Linked DNA regions of Homo sapiens: region 2 is linked to region 1. The links are chromatin loops, found by intact Hi-C in ENCODE. Cell type or tissue: heart left ventricle. All regions are shown on one strand. Links, peaks and the distances in the headings refer to the core of each region. The heading gives the core; the rest is flanking DNA.

Region 1 (5,385 bases), core at 87-5,086:
CCCTATGATGATAAAGAAGTGCTATAGCATCTGGCTTTCTTGTTAAGGGAAATACACACATAGAGGTGCAAAGGAAGTCTGGGATTCATCCTATACCTAAGGAAACTATGTGTTAGGATGATCTGGTGAACATATTATGGGCAAGTATCTCTCTTGTGTGATAGTGAGAGTTGTGTTTAATTTTCTCCATTTATTAAGTGGGGATGGCAATTTCTACCCTGACTTACTCATGAAGATGTAACACTATTATATGGTAATCAGCTTGATCCTATGGGTTGAATGAAGAAAACTGCTCCCTCTCAGGGGATGTGTTAAATGGGTCGGGTCATTGCAGTTGAATGAATAAATCAATTTCAGTTGACAGGTTGGTTTCCCACTGCTCCAGAAGTTTTTGCAACAGGGGGCATTTACTTTCTCTTTATCCACAGAGAAGCTGGAGCTCAGAGCTATTTGAGGTCTTCTAAAGAAATAGCCTAAGAAATTATTATTATAACTTAACATTGATATGCATTAGATTAATCCTTTAAGCCACCAGGGTAAAATATTTTAGAATCTGGCCTTGTAAAGGAGAGGGGAAGATGCAAGCATTGAACTGTGCACTATAGGAGGAAGATCCCTCAGCATCTTGGGACTTTGTTAGGAACACAAAGTCTGATTTCTCCTCCAAGGAAGTGGAGGCTCAGCTTCTCGTCTCACACTAAAACCTGACTTCTCTCTCCCTACAAGCCCTATTCTTTGGGGTGATTCTCACTCTACAACTTTGCTTGTCCTGGTGCCTACATTTTCCTGGCCTCCCAGGGGCCATCACTGAAGCCCTGTATGGTCCAGCTCAAACGTTGCCTCCTCCATGAGACATCCCCAGGCCTCTGCTGCCAAGCAGCATCTCTCCAAATCCCTCCTCCAACTGCCGCTACTTCCATGCTAGTCCTTTATCGGTCTCTTCTCACATAATAGCGATTTGTAGATCTCCTTTCCTTCTAAACAGCAAGCTTCCTGAAGCTAGATCCAGTGCATTATTAATTATTGTATTCCCCTGGAGCCTCACTCGGTAAGATGAGCATGGTATGGGGCTCAATAATTATTCACTCAGTTGAATCCAAGTGGAAGAGTCTATGAAATCTACAAGCAACATCTGAGTGAGAGCCTGGGTCAGGAGAAAACAGAGTACTGTCAGGGGCAGAATTAGTCAACCTTGGTCCTCAGATGAGCGAGCTGTGGTTTATGCCAAAGCTGATCTGCACCAATGACCACATTGTGCCTGTTTGGTTTTCATGGTGTCATTTATCTAGAGGTGCAGAATTTTAGCTGGCCATCGTCCCTTTTGGGAACCTAACATTGTACCAAGGCCATCATAGGAGTCTCGCTTGGTATCCGAGTCCCGGGAAGTGTCCACGAGCAGAGTCTACATAGGTTCTATTTGAATGTCAGGGGGAATGAAACCAGAAATGAAAGCAAATTAATAGCCATAGAGATTTGTTTGATCACAAGAAATTACACGGAGGAAAAGTCTCCTATCTCCATGGAAAAATTTACACCCTTCTCCAGCCAGCTGTGTGAGTCGAGGAGAGATGGGGAAATTTGTAATCATTTGCAAGTTTGCCCAGAGGATGAGTTATGTCATTTTTCCTGCAACAATCTGTGCTGCTGGCTGACAGCGTGGAATTTCCTCCTGGATTGTGTTGGCGACTACTCATGAAAATGGCCAATTAGGCTGTGCAAAGCCAGAAACAGTGGCTTGCCGGAAACTGTTAAAGAGAGGGATGAGGCAGAGGATAAACTGAGTTCCCACATCGTGGCTGTTTGAGCATTCTGACCTCTTGCAGTGTTTGGTTTACTCAGGTTTCATCCAGCCTCTTGGTTTCACTGGCCACTGGCGAGCAGGACTGACCTCTTGACAAACAGTTCTTAGTCGCTTCCAGAGCCCAGGGCTGCAGCCCTTCTCTCCCCAACCCCCACAGAACATTTCCCTTGCAGGCACCTGGGAGACAGATGGCGCAATAGCCTGGGGAAACACTTCTTGGATCCAAGCTAAAGGGATGTAGGTTTCAGATTGTTTAGAAGGATGCTCTCTATAGAGCCACAGGCTGCTGAAAGCAGGCAAGTCAGAGCCTCCCTGATGGATCCCTGATTTTAGTGTGGTTGAATAATAAAGCTGAAAGGAACTTCTCCCAGTCACCGGCCCATTCTTATGTTTCAGGCAGGTTTTCTCTGACTCAGTCCCTCTATAAGAAGCTACCTGAGAGACCTAAATTAAGCCTGCCCTATAAATACATTTACTGCCTAGTGCAGAGCAGAGAAAATGACTTGTTTTAATATCTCATCTTTTCTAGCCCAGGCCCACTTTTATGCACAGGTGCTTTCTGTGTAGTTTGACTCTTACAAATCTGTCAGAATGAGGTTGCCAGATAAAAAACAGTATGCCCAGTGAAATGTGTCATGCAAAGAAACAATAATTTTTGAAGTACTTCCCAAAGATTACATGAGACATACTTATGCTAAGAAATCAGTTGATGTTTATCTAAAATGTAAATTGATCTGGGTTCTGTATTTTTATTTACTAAATCTAGCAATTCCAGCCAGGCAGATGCTGGACCTTTTTATTACTCCCCATCATCAGTCATCTGTTAATTTATCTTGATGGCAGGAGTTTCTATGACATGGTATATCAGCTATTTCCACAAAAATGCTGTGTAACCAACCACCCCAAAATTCACTGCCTTAAAACAATAATTACTTATTCTTGGGGATTTGTGGGTTGGCTGGAAGTCGGCTGGTAATATGGGCTGGTTGGGCTTGGGCATATCTGCTCTATGTGTCTCCCTTCCTCTTCCGAGACCTGTAGTGCAGCAGAGGCAGACCCAATGCACAAGCACTTTTCAAACCTTTGGCGACATCACACAAGCGAACATTCCATTAGCCCAACCAAGTCACAGGGTCAAATGCAAAATCAGGACACAAAACTGTAAAGGGTGGGATACAAGGAGAGGTAGAGAATGGAACCAAATAATCTCTCACACTGGGAAAAGACCACTGTGGAAAGCCAGGCAAGCCTAGGGTCTCACCGCACTTTGCCATCAACCAGATATGAGACCTTTGAAAAGTCACATCATCTCTCTGAACCACTGTTTCCTTATCCAGAAAATAGGGCTGTAGTGAGGTTTACAGTTTACAGATTTACTTATAATTGAGCTCCTCTTCAAAGGGCTGAGACCTCTCCTTCCTCTACCTTCCCCAAGCCACCACATGCACTGCAGCACTAAGGGCATACAGAAGTTCTGGGGTCTGCTGGGCCCTTCAAACACTGTTTGGCTACACAACCAACCTTCAAAAAATGGAGTGTCTGTGGCCATGGTCTCTAGCAGCCAAGGAGGATTTCCAAATGGTGAAGATCACCTCTGACTTCTGACTAAATGTGGCAGATTGAACATACACATTAACTCTGCCCTCTCCCCACACCCTACTAAAATGACAGCAAATTTAAATCCATGAGGACAAATGACAACAAATTTCAACCCATGAGGAAATTTAAACCCATGAGGACAAAGAGAATGAGAAGAGTTGGCAGCAGATGAGCAATGTTAATAAAATTGTGGAAAGGCAAAAGAACATGGAAAAATGATAGCTGACTTAGCAGAACTGAGAAACTGAAACATACTTCCTATGAATCGAGGACAGATTTGCTCAGCAGAACTAGAAAATCTCAGAATTTGGAGGACCAAATACTTCTAAATGCTAGTGTAGTGTGAGGGCTAAAACCAGGATTGATTGAAAGTTTAATTGATATGAAATTAGACATCCAGATTCCCTCTTCCATATTTTTGACTATTATGAATAAATCTATAAACATCTATGGGCAGATTTTTGTGTGGGTGTGGTTTCAACTCCTTTGGGTAAATACCAAGGCACACAATTGGTAGATCATATGGTAGAAGTATGTTCAACTTTGTAAGAAACTGCCAAACTGTCTTCCAAAGTGGCTGCACCATTTTGCACTCCCACCACCAATGAATGAGAGTTCCTGTTGTTCTACATCCTTATTAACATTTGATGTTGTCAGAGTTTTAGATTTTGGCCATTCTAATAAGTGTGTAATGCTATCTCATTGGGTTTCTTCGTTTGTTTGTTTCTTTGTTCTTTGAGACAGGGTCTCACTCTGTCACCAAGGCTGGAGTGCAGTGGCACAATCACAGCTCATTGCAGCATCGACCCTGGGCTCAGATGATCCTCCCACCTCAACCTCCCAAGTAGCTGGCACTACAAGCATGCACCACCATGCCTGGCTAATTTTTTTGTAGAGGCAGGGTTTCACCATGTTGTCCAGACTGATCTTGAACTCCTAGGCTCAAGTGATCTGCCCACCAAGGCCTCCCGAAGTGTTGGGATTACAGGCGTGAGCCACTGCACCTAGCCTTGTTGTTTTATGTTTCAATTCCCTAATGACATATGATGTTGAATATCATATGCTTATTTGCCATCTTAATAACTTTTTCGGTGATGTGTCTATTCAGGTCTTTTGCCCATTTTTAAATTAGATTGTTTGTTTTCTTATTGTTGGGTTTTAAGTGTTCATTGTTAAATTTTGGTTAACATTACTTTATCAGGTATATCTTTTGTAAATATTTTCTCCCAGTCTGTGTCTTATCTTACCATCTTGACAGTGTCTTTCACAGAGCAGAAATTTTTAACTTTAATGAAGTCCAGCTTACCAATTCTGTCTTTCATGATTCATGTCTTTGATACTGTATCTAAAAAGTCATTGCCATACCCAAGATGACCTAGATTTTCTCCTATGTTATCTTCTAAGAGTTTTACAGTTTTGCATTTTACATTTAGGTATACAATTCATTTAGAGTTAAATTTTGTAAAGGATGTAAGGTCTGTGTCTAAATTCTTTTTTTTTCTTTTGCACGTGGATGTCCAATTGTTCCAGTACCATTTGTTGAAAACACTATATTTGCTTCATTGTATTGCTTTTGCTTTTTTGTCAAAGGTCAGTTGACTATATAGATCTATTTCTTGGCTCTCTCTTCTGTTCCATATATCTGTGTATTCTTTGGCCAATACCACACTGTCTTGATTACTACAACTTTATAGTAGTTCTTGAAGTCAGGTAGTGTCAGTCCTCTGACTTTGTTCTTTTCATTCAATATTGTGTTGGCAATTCTGGATCTTTTGCTTCTCTATATAAATCTTGGAATCGGTTTTTCAATATCTACAAAATTACTTGCTGGGATTTGATTGGGATTGCACTGAATCTATAGATCAAGCTGGGAAGAACTGACATCTTGACAATATTAAGTCTTCCTCTCCATGAACATAAAACATTTCTCCATTTATTTAGTTCCTCTTTGATTTCTTATATCAGAGTGTTGTAGTTGTATTAGT
Region 2 (5,385 bases), core at 257-5,256, 87 kb after region 1:
ACGCTCACCATTTTCCTGTTTCCTACTACTTCACCAAGATCTGAAGAGACTTTTCAAGATGACTAAAGTCAGAGATGAAAAGGGGATGTAGGAATCTTTGCTTCTATCCTCTCAATCACGTTGGGAAAGTATCTGTGTGGGCTTCTTTTTTTTTTTTTTCTTTTTGAGGCGGAATCTTGCTCTGTCACCCAGGCTGGAGTGCAGTGGTGTGATCTAGGTTCACTGCAACCTCCACGTCCCAGGTTCAAGCCATTCTCCTGCCTCAGCCTCCGGAGTAGCTGGGACTACAGGCACACGCCACCATGCCCAGATAATTTTTGTATTTTTAGTAGAGACGGGGTTTCACCATATCGGCCAGGCTGGTCTCGAACTCCTGAACTTGTGATCCACCTGCCTCAGCCTCCCAAAGTGCTGGGATTACAGGCTTGAGCCACCACGCCCAGCCTTAGGTTAACTTTCAGTTAAGTAATTCAGGAAACAAGGGGTGTGTGTGTGTGTGTGTGTGTGTGTGTGTCCAGCCCAATGCTCACTACTGGGTGGACATCAAAGACTATGAGACAGCCCAGATCCTGGAAAGCAGTAGTAGCTGGGTAGATAGAATGAGAACATGCCTCCATGGAGCTTTCCTCTTGCTTCTGTAGTCCCTGCCTGCTGCTCCATGCTTGAAGTATAGAGATGTGGATTCCACAAGTCCCCATAGTCAACTTTGGTTCCCTCAAGGGAAAGGTCTCGGTTCTGCTGCTACCTACTTGCCTGACCTCAGAAAACTCATCCTTTCTTCCTGCACCTTAGTGTCTTCAACTGTCAAAAGAACGGGGAACACCTGATGGTCTCTAGAGTTCTTCCGGTTTGGAATTCTGTGACTCTGATGTCAAGGCTTTAATTCCTTACAATGCTGGGGGTTGGGGGGTGGCGGTCACTTTAGGCTTCACCTTGGGGTCACCCACCCTCTTTCAGTGAACAACACCCACCCACACGTTCCTTGTCAACTGCTTGATGGTGTAATCATGTATGCATGAATCACGGAACATCAGAAGAGATGGGGAAAAGAGAAAGAAAGGAATAGTACTAAAGGCAAGGATATCTTTCATTCCCTACCTTGGTTAACTTTTTCTTGCATGCCTACTAAGGGCCAAGCACTGTTCTAAAAACAGTTCTAAGCAGACAAATTCTCTAACATGGGACTTAGATTCCCAGAGCTTCAACATTAAACAGTGATTAATTAAAATAAGTACGGAGAATTAGGAATTAGGAGCTGCTTCCCCAAGCCTAGACTTCCTCAATGGCGTCTTTCCTTGGTTTCCTTGACTCCTTTCTGGCTTTTCTATCAAACTAATCTTCTTAAAATACCCAGAGGCTAAAATGCCTGTAATGTTTATCCCTTGTACTTTTTATCCTGTAATGAAATCCAGGCTTCTTAGCTCACTGTTGAGCCCCTCCACAAGCTCTTGGTACCTACTTTTCATCCTTCTTCCTCTCTGTTCACTTAGTTTTCTGAGTCTTTCAACCAAATTAGTCTATTCATGGTCTTCCTAATCGCTTTCTGCATTTTTCTGCTTCCATAGATATTTTTTGTTCTTTAAAGATTCAGTGGTTGGATTTTAAAAGTATACTAAAGTAATGCACATTTATTTTAAGAAATGATACAGAAATATGTAATGAGTTAGCAATCTCTCCTTCATTCCACTCCGTTTCATTTCCTCTGAGGTAACTACATATTTATATTTTTTAAGTTTTGAACTTATGGAAAAGTCACAAAAATAATACAGAAAACGTCCATATACCCTTTACCCAGATTTACCAATTAGTAACATTTTTTAACTCTTTGAAATAGTTTGCAGATATCACGTGCCTTTACACCTTCATAGCTCAGTGTCTATTTCCCAAAAGCAAAAATATTCTTCATATAGTTATCAACTTCAGGAAATTTAACATTGATACAATACTTTAATCTAACTTCCATACTCTAATTTTTTCAATTGACCCAATTCTGTTCTTCATAATTTTTTTGCCGTTCAGTACAGTGTCTGATCAGGATCACATATTATATTTAGTTCTTGTGCTTCTTTAGTCTCCTTTAATCTAAAGTCTCAATTTTTCCTTGTCTTTCATGCCAGTGATGCTTTTAAAGAATAAAGGCCAGTTTCTTTTTGTTTCTAATAAAATACTATTTTGATAATATATTTTACAGTTTATAATTTATATATATGTAATTTTATATTTTAATAATAGTCTATTTCAGGTCTGATGTTTTTCCACATCATTTTCAACGTCATTTCAATACCTGAGAATGTCTCTTCATTTTCCCAAGCCCTACTTGTCGTTCTAGGCTCAGCTCTAATCCCTTTTCCTCTGGTCCTTACTGGAGGCCAGAGGGTACCTCTTGGAACTCTTTACATCTTGGGTCCAGTGTGGTAGCTCATGCCTGTAATCCCAGTGACTCCACTGGGGAGGCCAAAGCAAGAGGATTGCTTGATCCCAGGAGTTTGAGGTTACAGCGAGCTATGATTGAGCCACTTCACTCTAGCCTGGGTGACAGAGCAAGACCCTGTCTCTAAAAAGAAAAGAAAAAAAAGAAACAACTTTTTACATCTGTCATAGCACTTAGCACTGTACTTAGCCTACACAGACTAATTAATAAATATTTGTTGATTAATTTATTTGAGGCACAGCCATGAGTTCAATCAGTGGCAAAGACAGAACTTGTCCTGTAGGCTTAGCAAGTCGAGATTGGTATCTTTGCTGCCAATTGCTTCTGGGGTTTACAATTATTGAGGTAAATTTTGGATTCAAATTGGATCCTTGACTATAGATTTGCCACACCATGGAACTGTGGAGAAGTTGATATTTTTTAAAAGTTTCACAATAGATAATTAAGAACATGAAATAAAAATATTTATTCCCTACTATTTTATTCCTCCAAATTTCAGTAAACTGGAAGAGTGTTCAATTCAGGAAAAGGTTTCAGAGACTAATGAACCAAACTGCTCAAATTATAATCCTACATATTCTAATATAGTCTATTCTTGTGTGATCAATGTATAGAAAGTTGAAGAAGGCTAGTTTGTTTAAAAAATAGGTCCTACAGAGGAGATGCTACATTATAAACTGAGAAGAGTACTTTCATACTAATCACTATCCTTTTGTGGACATCAAATCAACCTTTTTGCCCTTGCCTGAGACAACATTAGACTCTTACCAAGTCTTGATAAATTTTGAAAATCACATGGTTGTTCAATGCCTCCATGTGGTAGAAAAAAATAATTTAGCTCTGTCCTACCTTCCTGTGTTAGCAACATTCAGGCCAATAAAGTACGATAGTGCTTAGGGCCCTTCAATGGGATCAGTGCTATTTTATTTTTTTTAAAAGGCCTATGGAAAAATGACCCAAATTGAAGGTAAATGCCCCAGATCACATTCGTCTTTATGGAATCGACCCTTGTTTTTGAACTTTCCTTATCTTTCTTACAAGGAATGGATTTTTCAGCCAAAGGAGAATTATAAAATGAAACAAGTCGATTGAAATCCAGTGAGTCCATTTTTCCCAGAAAGGCTTTATATAAATTCTTTATAAGTTGCAAACACAAGATTTTTTTTTCTTTGGATGGAAAAAGGAAATCTTTTCTTTTTCTTTTTTTTTTTTATGGAGTCTCACTCTGTCACCAAGGCTGGAGTGCAATGGCATGATCTCGGCTCACTGCAACCTCTGTCTCCTGGGTTCAAGAGATTCTCCTGCCTCAGCCTCCCGAGTAGCTGGGATTACAGGCACTCATCACCACACCCAGCTAATTTTTGTATTTTTAGTAGAGACGGGGTTTCACCATGTTGGCCAGGGTGGTCTCAAACTCCTGACCTCAGGTGATCCGCCCACCTCAGCCTCCCAAAGTGCTGGGATTACCAGTGTGAGCCACCACGCCCAGCAAAGGAAATCCTTTCTATTCAGCAATAAGGTAAGTTAAAAAACTATATTAACCAACGTTAACTTGCTTGACAATTCTTTGGACATGAAATTGGCCAAAGAGAATCTTTATGAAATACTTGAATTTCAGTGTAAGCAACAAGTCAAAAAGTTAAACCAAGTCTCCCTCTTTCAACTGTATTATTTCACCTCCTAGGGATCAACTAGCACCTTGATCTTCAAGTGTTTCTACTTAAATGTACTTGATACACTAAAGATGACTTGAAGGAGAGTTGGGTCATTCTGAAAACCAGGAATAGGTATTAATAAAAACTGGAGCCCACTTTCTCAAAGTCCACAGGATGTCACAGTGTAATACTACTTGGGCTTCTGTGACTGGCTGGTTTTCTAAAATGTAAATTGAGCATTACTATCAAAGCATTCAGTGCATATGTATGCATTTGCTTTACACATGCATAGACTACAACCGAAAACTGCTTTCTCCAAAGGAAATTAGGGGTGGGGGAAGGGGCAGAAAGATATTTTCGTGGCATACTCTCTGGTTTCTTTAGAATAATATAGCATGAAAATGTATTATCTATTTAAAATATATCCATATAGGCAAAATAAATAAATAATGAGGACTATTCTCAGGATGAGGGTGGGGTTGGGGAACTTCAATAGCAGTCATTAGTTCAAGCAACCATGTTACAAATTCAGTGATTCCCTTAGCTTGCTTCCATGTTCCCACTTTCCCAGCTGTCTTGATTGTTAATATATTCTCGAAAATATTATCAGAGACTACTATATTTATTTTATTTATTTACTTATTTTGAGACAGGGTCTCACTCCCACCACCCAGGTTGGAGTACAGTGGCACAATCACAGCTCACTGCAGCCTCAACCTCTGGGGCTCAGGTGATTCTCCCACCTCAACCTCCCAAGTATCTGGGACCACAGGCATGTGCCACCAGGCCTGGCTAATTTTTGCATTTTTTGTAGAGACAGTCTTGCCATGTTGCCCAGGCTGGTCTTGAACTCCTGGGCTCAAGGAGTCTGCCTGCCTTGGCCTCCCAAAGTGCTGGAATTACAGGCGTGAGCCACTGCACCCGGCCCTTTTATATTTAATACATTTTTCTGCAATGTAATTGAGGCTCTTCTCCCACTCCAATATTGCCAGAACTGACAAGATCATCTGTGGATAGCATGGGTCATAACAACAATTTTGCCACCAACTTACTGCATGACCTTGGATAAGACATACTGGCTTTTTTTTTTTTTTTTTTTTTTTTTTTTTTGAGACAGAGTCTTGCTCTGTCCCCAGGCTGAAGTGCAGTGGCGCGATCTCGGCTCACTGCAACCTCCAATCAAGACTCGCTGGTTCAAGAGATTCTCTTGCCTCAGCCTCCCGAGTAGCTGGGATTCCAGGCACATGTCACCAAGCCTAGATAATTTTTGTATTTTTAGTAGAGACGGGGTTTCACCAT

Evidence for each region. Peaks named below come from ENCODE experiments on the same cell type or tissue, not always from the same donor. Only the 100,000 strongest peaks of a DNase experiment are listed, where the experiment ranks them.
Region 2: it touches region 1 in a loop (2.2-fold over the local background); 7 of 110 quality-filtered maps call a loop at or near these places.

Annotation. Positions count from the first base shown.
Region 1 is chr3:23,711,102-23,716,486 of GRCh38, forward strand. No RefSeq gene overlaps it. Among named protein-coding and RNA genes, the nearest start is that of UBE2E1, 92 kb to the right of the region's middle. In heart left ventricle, for the core only: a CTCF peak has its summit at 1,984; no DNase peak of the experiment used is centred there; H3K4me3 peaks cover 1,229 bases; H3K27ac peaks cover 1,846 bases.
Region 2 is chr3:23,797,676-23,803,060 of GRCh38, forward strand. No RefSeq gene overlaps it. Among named protein-coding and RNA genes, the nearest start is that of UBE2E1, 5.6 kb to the right of the region's middle. In heart left ventricle, for the core only: a CTCF peak has its summit at 3,253; no DNase peak of the experiment used is centred there.